Linked DNA regions of Homo sapiens: region 1 is linked to region 2. Evidence: read pairs that join two places in POLR2A ChIA-PET (ENCODE). Cell type or tissue: A673. All regions are shown on one strand. Links, peaks and the distances in the headings refer to the core of each region. The heading gives the core; the rest is flanking DNA.

Evidence for each region. Peaks named below come from ENCODE experiments on the same cell type or tissue, not always from the same donor. Only the 100,000 strongest peaks of a DNase experiment are listed, where the experiment ranks them.
Region 1: POLR2A ChIA-PET joins it to region 2 with 7 read pairs; 2 of 35 experiments call an interaction of 5 or more read pairs at or near these places.

Annotation. Positions count from the first base shown.
Region 1 is chr2:183,006,456-183,011,844 of GRCh38, reverse strand. The region is part of intron 2 of NCKAP1 (NCK associated protein 1); the gene reads left to right. Among named protein-coding and RNA genes, the nearest start is that of NCKAP1, 29 kb to the left of the region's middle. In A673, for the core only: no CTCF peak of the experiment used is centred there; DNase peaks (open chromatin) are centred at 1,474 and 2,204; H3K4me3 peaks cover 619 bases; H3K27ac peaks cover 3,683 bases.
Region 2 is chr2:182,764,697-182,770,085 of GRCh38, reverse strand. The region is part of intron 22 of DNAJC10 (DnaJ heat shock protein family (Hsp40) member C10); the gene reads right to left. Among named protein-coding and RNA genes, the nearest start is that of DNAJC10, 51 kb to the right of the region's middle. In A673, for the core only: CTCF peaks have their summits at 2,123, 2,323 and 5,080; no DNase peak of the experiment used is centred there.

The DNA of each region.
Region 1 (5,389 bases), core at 229-5,228, 240 kb before region 2:
TTATCTGTACTTTTCATGTCACTTGCCTCTTTGAATCATATCTCAGAGTTAGGAAGAAAGCAATTCCACTTCTGGGACTTATCCGAAGAGAAATGAAAATATGTCTACCCAAAGACATGTTCATAGCAGAATTTGTTATTCATGATAGCCCCGAATTGGAAACAATTCAAATGCCTATTAACTGACGAATGAATAAACAAAATGTAGTGTGTACATTTAACAGAATACTACTCACCAATTAAAAGGAACAAACTACGATAAACGCTATAACATGAATAAGTGAAGCTAGATGTAAAAAGCTGCATATTGTCTGATTCTCTTTTATAGGAAATGTCTAGAAAAGGCAAGCTTATTGATAAAGAGAGCAAATCAGTAGTTGCCTAGGGCTTGGGAGTAACAGCAGGATTAACTGTAAATGGGCACAAGGGTTTGGGGTGATGGAAATGTTCTAAAGCTGGATAGAGTGAATAGTTTCACAACTCTAATTTACTAAAATTATTTTTCACTTATGGGTAAATTTCATGGTAAGTAAACTGTACCTTAATAAAGCTGTAAAAAACCAAATGATTTTGAACAACTAGAAATGTATTCTAGAATAAATGAAGTTTATTCAGAGAAAAGCATTTTGGTTCTCCTATGACCAAACTTGTTGAGTCCGGTTAGGCAAAATTGTAACAAGTATATTTTCTAACACACTGTACGTTAAAAGGAACTCTCATCAGGAGCAAATGATAATTGATAGAGAAATAAAAACTCTTAAGTATAGCAGGCAAGGACCATTTAATGTCAGATTATCTTGTACAAGTCAGTAGCATCTGAGGCCATCTTGACATAAATAAATCTGTATAATTATCAATTACAATGATGACATCTAATCAGTAAGAAAAGCTTGATTTATGCCTGGTCTACTGGTTTTGAAAGTAAGTTAATCACATATTAGAAAGGTTTTAAAAAATTATTAAAATTGAATGTAAAGGAACTAACCTATTTATATTTCTATTTGTAATGGAAAATAGTGCCATTAAGTGAGGTAAATTGTGTTATCATTAATGCAATGTGATACCCTTTATACAAAAATGTTACACTTGACCAACCCCACTATACCACGGTATATAATTAGTGATTTTTGTAGTACTGATGATAAAATTAATTTCAAAGTTTGCTTTAATTTGACCATCTATAGCCAGAATCTTAAATTTCCAAAAGTTTTAGCTGAGGCACATTAATGTGCTCAGGTGGTGAAATAGAAATTATTTTAATCTATATTGCTGAACTTGATATTAATTGTGTCAGTTACCTATTGCTGCATAACAGGTCACCTCTAAATTTCATGGCTTAAAACGACAGCAGCTTGTTTCTTATGATTCTGTGGGTTGACTGGGTAGTTTCTCTGCTGGTCTCACTGGTTTTAGGTTACCGCAGTGCATTCCACTGGTGCATTCTGGGGGATGGGCCCAGCTGGAACAGCAGGGATGCTGAAGTGCCCTTTCTCTATGTGATACGATATCTCAGGCTTCCTCACATACAGCACGTCAGGGCAGTGTTCCAAAAGAGCAAAATCAGAAGTTACAAGACCTTGCCCTGGACTTAGAAGTGACTCGTTGTTTCTGCTGCTTTCTGTTGGTCAAAGCAAGTCACAAGGCCAGCCAAGATGGGAAGGGTGGGGAAAATAGACAACAGTGCTTAATGGAGGCAGTAGAGTTCTATTGCAAGGAGGCATGGACACAAATTTTAAGTTTTTTTCTTTGCCTTTCAGTTCTTTAATAGAAAACTCTTTGTGCATTCCAGAATTAATTTAAACAGAAGACTAGCAGTGTGAACTTAGAGAAACATAACCTTAATTATAAAGTGAAACAGTTGAATTAGATTTTTTAGAAGTTTAAGTCTGTGTAATTGATTATAATATAATTAAATACAAATGTTTTCTTTAGCTTGTCCCTACGCTACTTTTATGTCATTGTATAGCAACTTGAATGTTGAAGTGTATTGAAGAAGTGTTTCAAGTTTTGGAATCTCATAGACCCGGATTGGCATCTTACCCTTTTCTGGTCTGTTTCTGTATCTGGAAAATGAGGACTAAAATGTATTTTGATTGAGAAGATGAAAACCATCTGGAGATGGATGGTGCTGATGGTTGCACAGCAGTGCAAATGTGCTTAAAGTCACTGAACGGCACACTTTGAAAAGGTTAACATGGCAAATTTTATGCGTATTTTACCACAATAAAAAAAGTAATGTACCTTGAAAAAGTATTAAGAGGATTCAATTTAGTATACATCTTAAACACTCAGTAATTCAGTAATGCATATTTTACTAGGCTAGTGTTAGGATAACCAACCTTGCTTGCTTGCCTGCTTGCTTGCTTGCTTCCTTCCTTCCTTCCTTCCTTCCTTCCTTCCTTCCTTCCTTCCTTCCTTCCTTCCCTTCCCTCTTTCCTGTCTCCCCCTCCCCCTCCCTCTTTCCTCCTCCCCTCCCTTCCCCTCCCCTTGTTGCCCAGGCTGGAGTACAATGGCACAATCTTGGCTCACTGCAGCCTCCACCTCCCAGGTTCAAGTGATTCTCTTACCTCAGCCTCCAGAGTAGCTGGGACCACAGGTGGCTAACCTGCCATGCCGGCTAATTTTTGTATTTTTAGTAGAGATGGAGTTTCACCATGTTGTCCAGGCTGGTCTTGAACTCCTGACCTCAGGTGATCCGCCCACCTCGGCCTCCCAAAGTGCTGGGATTGCAGGCGTGATCCTCCGCACCTGGCCTGGATACATTTTCCTAAAATATATTTACTACAGTTTCCTCAGAAAAATGCATTTTTGAAATATTTACTGCCAGTATAATCACTTTGTATATGAAAAAAGAAATACACTACAAAAGATTTTAAGTAGGAGTCTAAGGTTCTTTTAAAACATGACTATTCTTTGTGTTAATTAGAATTTTTAGGTAATCTTAAGAGATTTGCTTATATTTGATATGCATATGTCAGTCTCTATGGTTGCCACTCATTTCTTTTATGCTTTCCTTTGCTGGAAGGACATAATGTGAAGTATTTTACCCAACTTTGGGGATTTTATTCAAGGGATTAAATCAATTTAGAAACTCATTTGAGACATGAATTTATACCTACTGTCAAATTCATTTATGGCTAGCAATGAAATTTTAAAATTGGTAGTATCTACTCTCCCTCACTGAAGAGAAGTGAGGTGAGGGAGTAAGCTGTGCTCAGAAATGTTGAAGAGCACCCCAGACATGAGAAAGAACAAATGCAAAGGCTCTGCGATGGGAACATACTTGGTGAATGCAAACACAGCAGGAAGACCAATATGATAACTATACTGAGTGAGGGTGGAGGAGCATGAAAGAAGATGAGGTCTTAGAGATAGACAAGGGCTTTGATTTAGACTTTATTCTGAGGCACTGGTAATTATTTTTTTATTCTAATTGTGAGGTGAAACTGTTGGAATTAAAAAATGATTTTTGTATTGAAATAATGTTAGAGTTATAAAAACTTTGCAAAAATAGTATAGAGAATTCACCTGTATTCTTCACGTGCTGTTAAACATCTTGCATAACATCAGTGGAATCAGTTTTTTTAGGGTAGTGTGTTGCTTTAAAATGTTCACTGTGGCTGGGCGTGGTGGCTCATGCCTGTTATCCCAGCACTTTGGGAGGCCGAGGCGGGCGGATCACCTGAGAGGTTGGGAGTTCGAGGCCAGCCTGACCAACATGGAGAAACCCCATCTCTACTAAAAATATAAAATTAACTGGGTGTGCTGGCGCATGCGTATAATCCCAGCTACTCGGGAGGCTGAGGCAGGAGAATTGCTTGAACCTGGTAACAGGAGGTTGCAGTGAGCCGAGATTGTGCCATTGCACTCCAGCCTGGGCAACAAGAGCCAAACTCCGTCTCAAAAAAAAAGAAAACAAAAACAAAAAACATTCACTGTGCTGCTGCTATGTGGAGAAGATTGAAGAGGCAAGAGGAGAAATACAGAGACCAGTTAGGGTGCTACCGTAGGAGTCCACATGAGAGTTGATGACTAGGGTGGTAGCTGGGACAGTTTAGGCAGAGATTTACCCAAATAGCATCTCAGTGCACTCTTACTTTGAGCAGCCTGGCCTAGAATATCATACTAAGAATTTGAACAAAGCATTCCTTGAAACCAAACTTCTGAATTTGGTTTTTTTTTAAGAGGAACAAATGCTAGCAAAACTTAGATTAAGAAAAATAATTTATGAATAAGCAGTTTCAATAACAATAGAAGGTAATAATTGAAATGAGTGAATAAAAACTACCCACGTTCCTTTGTATTCAGTGGTTTAGCTCGTAGGCACTGATTCCTTATGGTAATTTGCCATTGCTTTTTCTTTGGAAGAATGAAATACTTTAGGATTTAGAATACATAATAAATTTCAATTTTCTCGATACTTATATTTGTGTGGAAAATGCTTCTTAATTGAACAAAGATTAATTACCAGGATTTTTCAGTATGAAGATAGGTTCTTTGCCATAAGCATGCCTGATATTTATCCTGTTTATTTCCAGTTTTTACATATTTTACTTGAATATTTAGAATAATGACCCATAGCTAGAAAGTTTAAGGAAAGCATTATACAAATTCTTTGCTAAAATATTTGCATGTATCACATGAATATGCTTTTATAAGTATTAGCGTATTGAGGCCGGGTACAGTGGCTCATGCTTATAATCCCAGCACTTTGGGAGGCCGAGGCGGGAGGATCACCTAAGATTAGGAATTTGAGACCAGCCTGACCGACACGGTGAAACCCCGCCTCTACTAAAAATACAAAGAAATTAGCTGGATGTATGGTGCCTGCCTGTAGTCCCAGCTACTTGGGAGGGTGAGGCAGAAGAATTGCTTGAACTCGGAAGGCAGAGATTGCAGTGAGCCGACATCACACCACTACACTCCAGCCTGGGCAATAGAACAAGACTCCATCCCAAAAATAAATAAATAAAATATTAGTGTAGTGAATAGAATCAATTTTTTCTCACAGTAGTACTTTTCTAATGTTCTGTTGTATAACATCAAACAATGTGTTACCTATGTTCTTAGGCCATTTTCTGCTTTTTATTTCCTATAAAACAATGTGATTGAATTAAGAAAACTTGGTTCTAGATATTAATAATTTTTGGTAGTATCTACTCTCCCTCACTTTAGGAACTAAAATGTAGCATTTTTTGTAGTTGAAGCAAGAGAGTTGTAGACACTTTTGTTCTTCATTGTTGTAGTTGACCTCTTTCACCCAGGCTTTATGGAATTTATTTTCACTAAAATGGGGAACGTGATTGCATAGAGATATTGAGAGGATTGTGTGAGAGACCTGTAAAATGTTTGGAACAATCGATGCCTGACACATAATGTATGCTCAGTAA
Region 2 (5,389 bases), core at 236-5,235:
AATGGGGATACCCTATTTAATAAATGGTGCTGAGAAAACTGGCTAGCCATATGTAGAAAGGTGAAACTGGATCCCTTCCTTACACCTTATACAAAAATTAATTCAAGATGGATTAAAGACCTAAACGTAAGATCTAAAACCATAAAAACCCTAGAAGAAAACCTAGGCAATACCATTCAGGACATAGGCATGGGCAAGGACTTCATGACGAAAACACCAAAAGCAATGGCAACAAAAGCCAAAATAGACAAATGGGATCTAATTAAACTAAAGAGCTTCTGCACAGCAAAAGAAACTATCATCAGAGTGAAAGGCAACCTACAGAATGGGAGAAAATGTTGGCAATCTACCCATCTGACAAAGGGCTAATATCCAGAATCTACAAAGAACTCAAACAAATTTACAATAAAAAAAAACCCATCAAAAAGTGGGCAAAGGATATGAACAGACACTTCTCAAAAGAAGACATCTATGCAGCCAACAGATGCATGAAAAAATGCTCATCATCACTGGTCATCAAAGAAATGCAAATCAAAACCACAATGAGATACCATCTCACACCAGTTAGAATGGCGATCATTAAAAAGTCAGGAAACAACAGATGCTGGAGAGGATGTGGAGAAACAGGAACACTTTTACACTGTTGGTGGGAGTGTTAATTAGTTCAACCATTGTGTAAGACAGTGTGGCGATTCCTCAAGGATCTAGAATTAGAATTACCATTTTACCCAGCAATCCCACTACTGGGTATAGACCCAGAGGATTATAAATCATGCTACTATAAAGACACATGCACACATATGTTTACTGCAGCACTATTCACAATAGCAAAGACCTGGAACCACCGCAAAAGTACATCAATGATAGACTGGATTAAGAAAATGTGGCACATATACACCATGGAATACTATGCAGCCATAAAAAAGGATGCGTTCATGTCCTTTGCAGGGACATGAATGTAGCTGGAAACCATCATTCTCAGCAAACTATCACAAGGACAGAAAACCAAACATCTCATGTTCTCACTCACAGGTGGGAATTGAACAATGAGATCACTTGGACACAGTGGGGGGAACATCACATACTGGGGCCTGTTGGGGAGTTCAGGGCTGGGGGAGGGATAGCATTAGGAGAAATACCTAATGTAAATGATGAGTTGATGGGTGCAGCAAACCAACACGACACATGTATACCTATGTATCAAACCTGCACATTGTGCGCATGTACACTAGAACTTAGAGTATAATTAAAACAAACAAACAAAAAGATGTTCCCAGAGGACCGAACTCATTCCACTCTAATACAATCATTAGCACTGCCCAACCATGACCAACAACAGTAATGGAAAGCAACATGTATCTCCTAGTTTTCATCTGCGCACAGCAGGAAGGTGGCTGAAAAGCAGGGGAAGGAACAGGTCAGCATATCCTGACCTGCTTATTTGGATCTGGGGCCACCTGTTGTCTTAATCTTGGTGTGAACTCTAATCCCCAACTATGTGCTAGAATTTTGTTTTGTGTGTAACTGCCCACCTGGTTTGTGTTTCTCCTTACTCCAACCATTATTCTGCTTTGGCCTTCCTGTCTGGCCTCAATGGCTGAATGCTACCCTTGTCTTTCAATTTGGACAGGGATGTTTGGTTCCTAACTTTGTCCCCTGGACTCCTCTGGACACATGGCAACATCTTTTCAAACAGCTCTGTCTATGGTATGGTTAACTCTTGTAACTGCTCATTAAATTGATACTTCTCTGATATTATCTGAAGAAGATCCCTATTTATGTCACCCATCTCTCAGCTATTCTGAAAACTGAGAAATAGAGCTGTTGATTCAAAGAAATGAAGACTCAGGCTCTGATATAAGCTGCCTCTCACCTCCATCAAGTTCTGCTTGCTCTAGATTGTTCTTAAGACAGATTCTTGACAAATCAAAAACCTTCACTGAAAAATCTAGATGTGTGGCAATTCTAGATTTCTGAAATTCATCATCCAATTTCTTAATTTAGCCCTATTCATCACAAAATGTAACCACCAATAAATAACATCAGATCTTAACCTAATTCTCCTTCAAAATGTGGGGGGCACACGGCAACATATTCATACGTATGTACATGGCATTTGAGGTTGGGGCATGGAAAAATACCGAGGCACTGTGTGTATGTTATTTGTGCATGAGAATGTAACTCCTTGACCCTAAAAACAGGATACGGAGTGTAGTGTGTAGTATGATAAGGAATGCTGAAAACAGCCTCCTGAAACGCAGTTTGAGCATTTTTACAAGGCCACAGGTGTCTCATGACCAGACCTCAAAAAAGCCATCTAGTGGATATCTGTGGTTTAACAAGCTCTTTCAATAAATACTTGGTGGACGGATGATGCTGGGGTGGACTCTCTTAGAAGAGCTGCCCCCCACCCCCTCACCGGCCCTGCTCAGCTGTAATTGTCTGAGAACTCATTCTTGGCATTCACTGCAAGCTATAAGCTCTGCAAGTGGTGCCCTCGACGTGATCACCTTGAAGTTATGTGTGAAGGAGGAGAGCTCATCAATTTTCGAGGAATCCCAGTAAGGGACAGTCCTGACTCCCATCAGGAGGATGGGACCCATGCATAAAATACCAGGGGTTGGGTTATCATGGGTCAGGAAATGACCAAAGAACAGAAAGTATTTTTTAAAACAGTGCAACAGCTACTTAAGGCTATCCAGTGCACTGTAGATCCTGGAGCTCTACACAAGCTTATGCTTTTAATTTGGCAGAAATGCCCTTGGTTTCCTGATCACGGAACCTTAGATTTAGGGTTATGGAAGCAGGTAGGTCACTGCCTGAAAAGAGGAAATGAGCAAGGTCATTTTATTAACGCTACTATTTTGGCCACCTGGGCACCGGTACGCTCTGCGTGGTATCCTCTTTACCCACCAGATCGCCCATTATCTCCACCTGAAAGGAATTTGGAAGATTTAAAGGGAGAGATTCCACTCTACGCTTCATTCCCTTCTATGGGGAATAAGGAAGAGATTTTTTCTAGTGAGGAAAAACAGGAACCAGAACAGCACGGGGGTGCTCCTCTCTCTACTTGATTCCCTTCTGTAGGGCATAAGGAGTATATTTTTTCTAGTGAGGATAAGGACAGACTGGAGCCTTTTCCTCCCCCTACAGAAAAGCCATTGCCTTTCTTTCCTCCAACCTTAAAGGGACCTGCATCTGTTGGCCCCGTTCAGGCAACAGCACCTCCCATCCCCCTTAAGTAGATTAGAGGCCGCCCAAGTGACAGTTCTTAGATTATACCCCCGGTCAGCGAACATTTGTATGATTAGGTGGCTGCGTCTCCTCAACAAACTTCCCTGCTGGAGGGGTGCCTACAGGAGGGAAGGAAAGTGGCTGATTATGACAGTCTTCCTAATATGCAAGTTCTCATTTCCTATTTCCAGCATCAGCCTTTCTGGCCGTGTCTTTTTTCTGCTTCCCTGGAGTATAAGGAAAAGTTAGTTGCATCTTAGCAACTCTCCTGCCCCAGGCCTCTGTGGGTAGCAAGAAAGCCAGAGCTATCTGAGATAAAACCTAGAAGGCAGCATGCAACCAACTTTTCCTCACCAAGACATAAATATAGTTAGTGATTCTGCTTACATGGTGTATAGTATTACTCATTTAAATCTTGCACATGTGAAGGGCATTACTAATGAACCCCTACTAGCTTTGTTTCTTCCAGCACAAGAGCTCCTCGGTCCCATCATCACCCTCTTTACATCATACATATTCGCTCTCATTCTAAGCTACCTGGTCCCTTATCAGAAAAGAATGCTCAAGGTGATGCTCTAGTATGACCATAGATGTGGTCTGCAGATTCTCCTGCTTTTTTGCGAGTCCAGCTGATCATGATTTTTTTCATCAGAACGCCTGGATTCTTAAACAACAGTTTCATTTGACACTTGCTCAAGCTCGCATGATTATTAAAACTTGTCCTGATTGCCAACAGCATTCTCTTTCCCCTTTTTCCTTAAGGCTTGGTGCCAACCTACAAGGTCTGGTGCCTAATGCTATTTGGCAAACTGATGTTACTCAGTATCCACCCTTTAAACGTTTTAAATTTCTCCACGTTACCGTGTACACTTACACAGGCCTAATACATGCTACCCCCAGACCAGAAAAAAAACTAAAGATGCAATTGGTCATTTATTTGAATCCATTATAACTTTAAACCTTCCACAAACTATAAAACCTGATAATAGACCTTGCTAGCTTAGTGCTCGATTTGCATATGCATTGCAACTTTAGCACATACAACACAAAACTAGTATTCCTTATACCTCAACTAGTCAAGCCATTGTTAAACAAGCTTATCAAACTCTTAATATATATCTTAAACAAAAAACGGGGAATATGGGGCTCTCTTTTCGAGAACAGGACCTGTTGTTAGAGAATCGACCACAACAATGAAGGTGATGACTTGGAAGGCACCTAACACTACCTGGGGACAGCTAAAGAAATTGAATCAACAGGCATCTATTTGGCTTGCAGCTGTGGAAGCCCTCGCAACCGCATGGAATCGGTTTCTTAAGTATCTGGTGGTAACTGGGGAAACTTCTGAGAAAGTAAGACAAACATGGATGTTGGGGTGGCTGGCAATTCTTGTCCTTTGCCAAGTGGGATCAGCTCAAGAACATGTTTATTGGAGTCATGTTTTAAATCCCCGTTTTTAATGTTATTACATGGTGGGATGCTGACCTGCCTTTGTCATCCAATGATACTTTTGGGACAGGAGGTTGATAGATGCCCCTGTCTTACCCCTTAACTGAAAATTTGGGATGGATTAAACTTAATTACTACTTGATTTTATTGTCTAGTAATCCCCCTTTTTTTCCCCATAATAGCACATGATAAGTGTGTTACTCTCATTCTTCAGGAGTATCTTTATTACCAGCCCCAAAGGGATACTAAGTTTGCAAACTTGACCTTTATGTCTGCTGTTAGCACTAATCTTACTGAGGTCTCTAATGAAGCTACACAAGTGCCTGATCTTCCTATATGCTGTCTGAGTACGGACTGGCGATATAAGTGTGAGGCCATCCAGTGGTCGCCATGCAAACAGCCTGCGCTGCATCAAGAGCCTCTGTTTGATAATGACACCTTACTTGATTAGGGTCCCCATGGTAATCTTATGTCTGCAGATCAGACTATTGGATTTAGGAGTCCCTCCAATAGTTCTATCATCTGGTCAGAGTATGGGCTTTTAGGACCAATATTACAAGTAAAAGGGAAACAAGCTTTAAGCCATGCTCATACCCAGATTTGGAGATTAGGACTTCCTTTTTTTGAATGGGTTCTTTCCCATGGTGAGTATATTACTAGCGGTGGCAACTATACCCTCTCTCTGCATAATAATGTTACCGACATA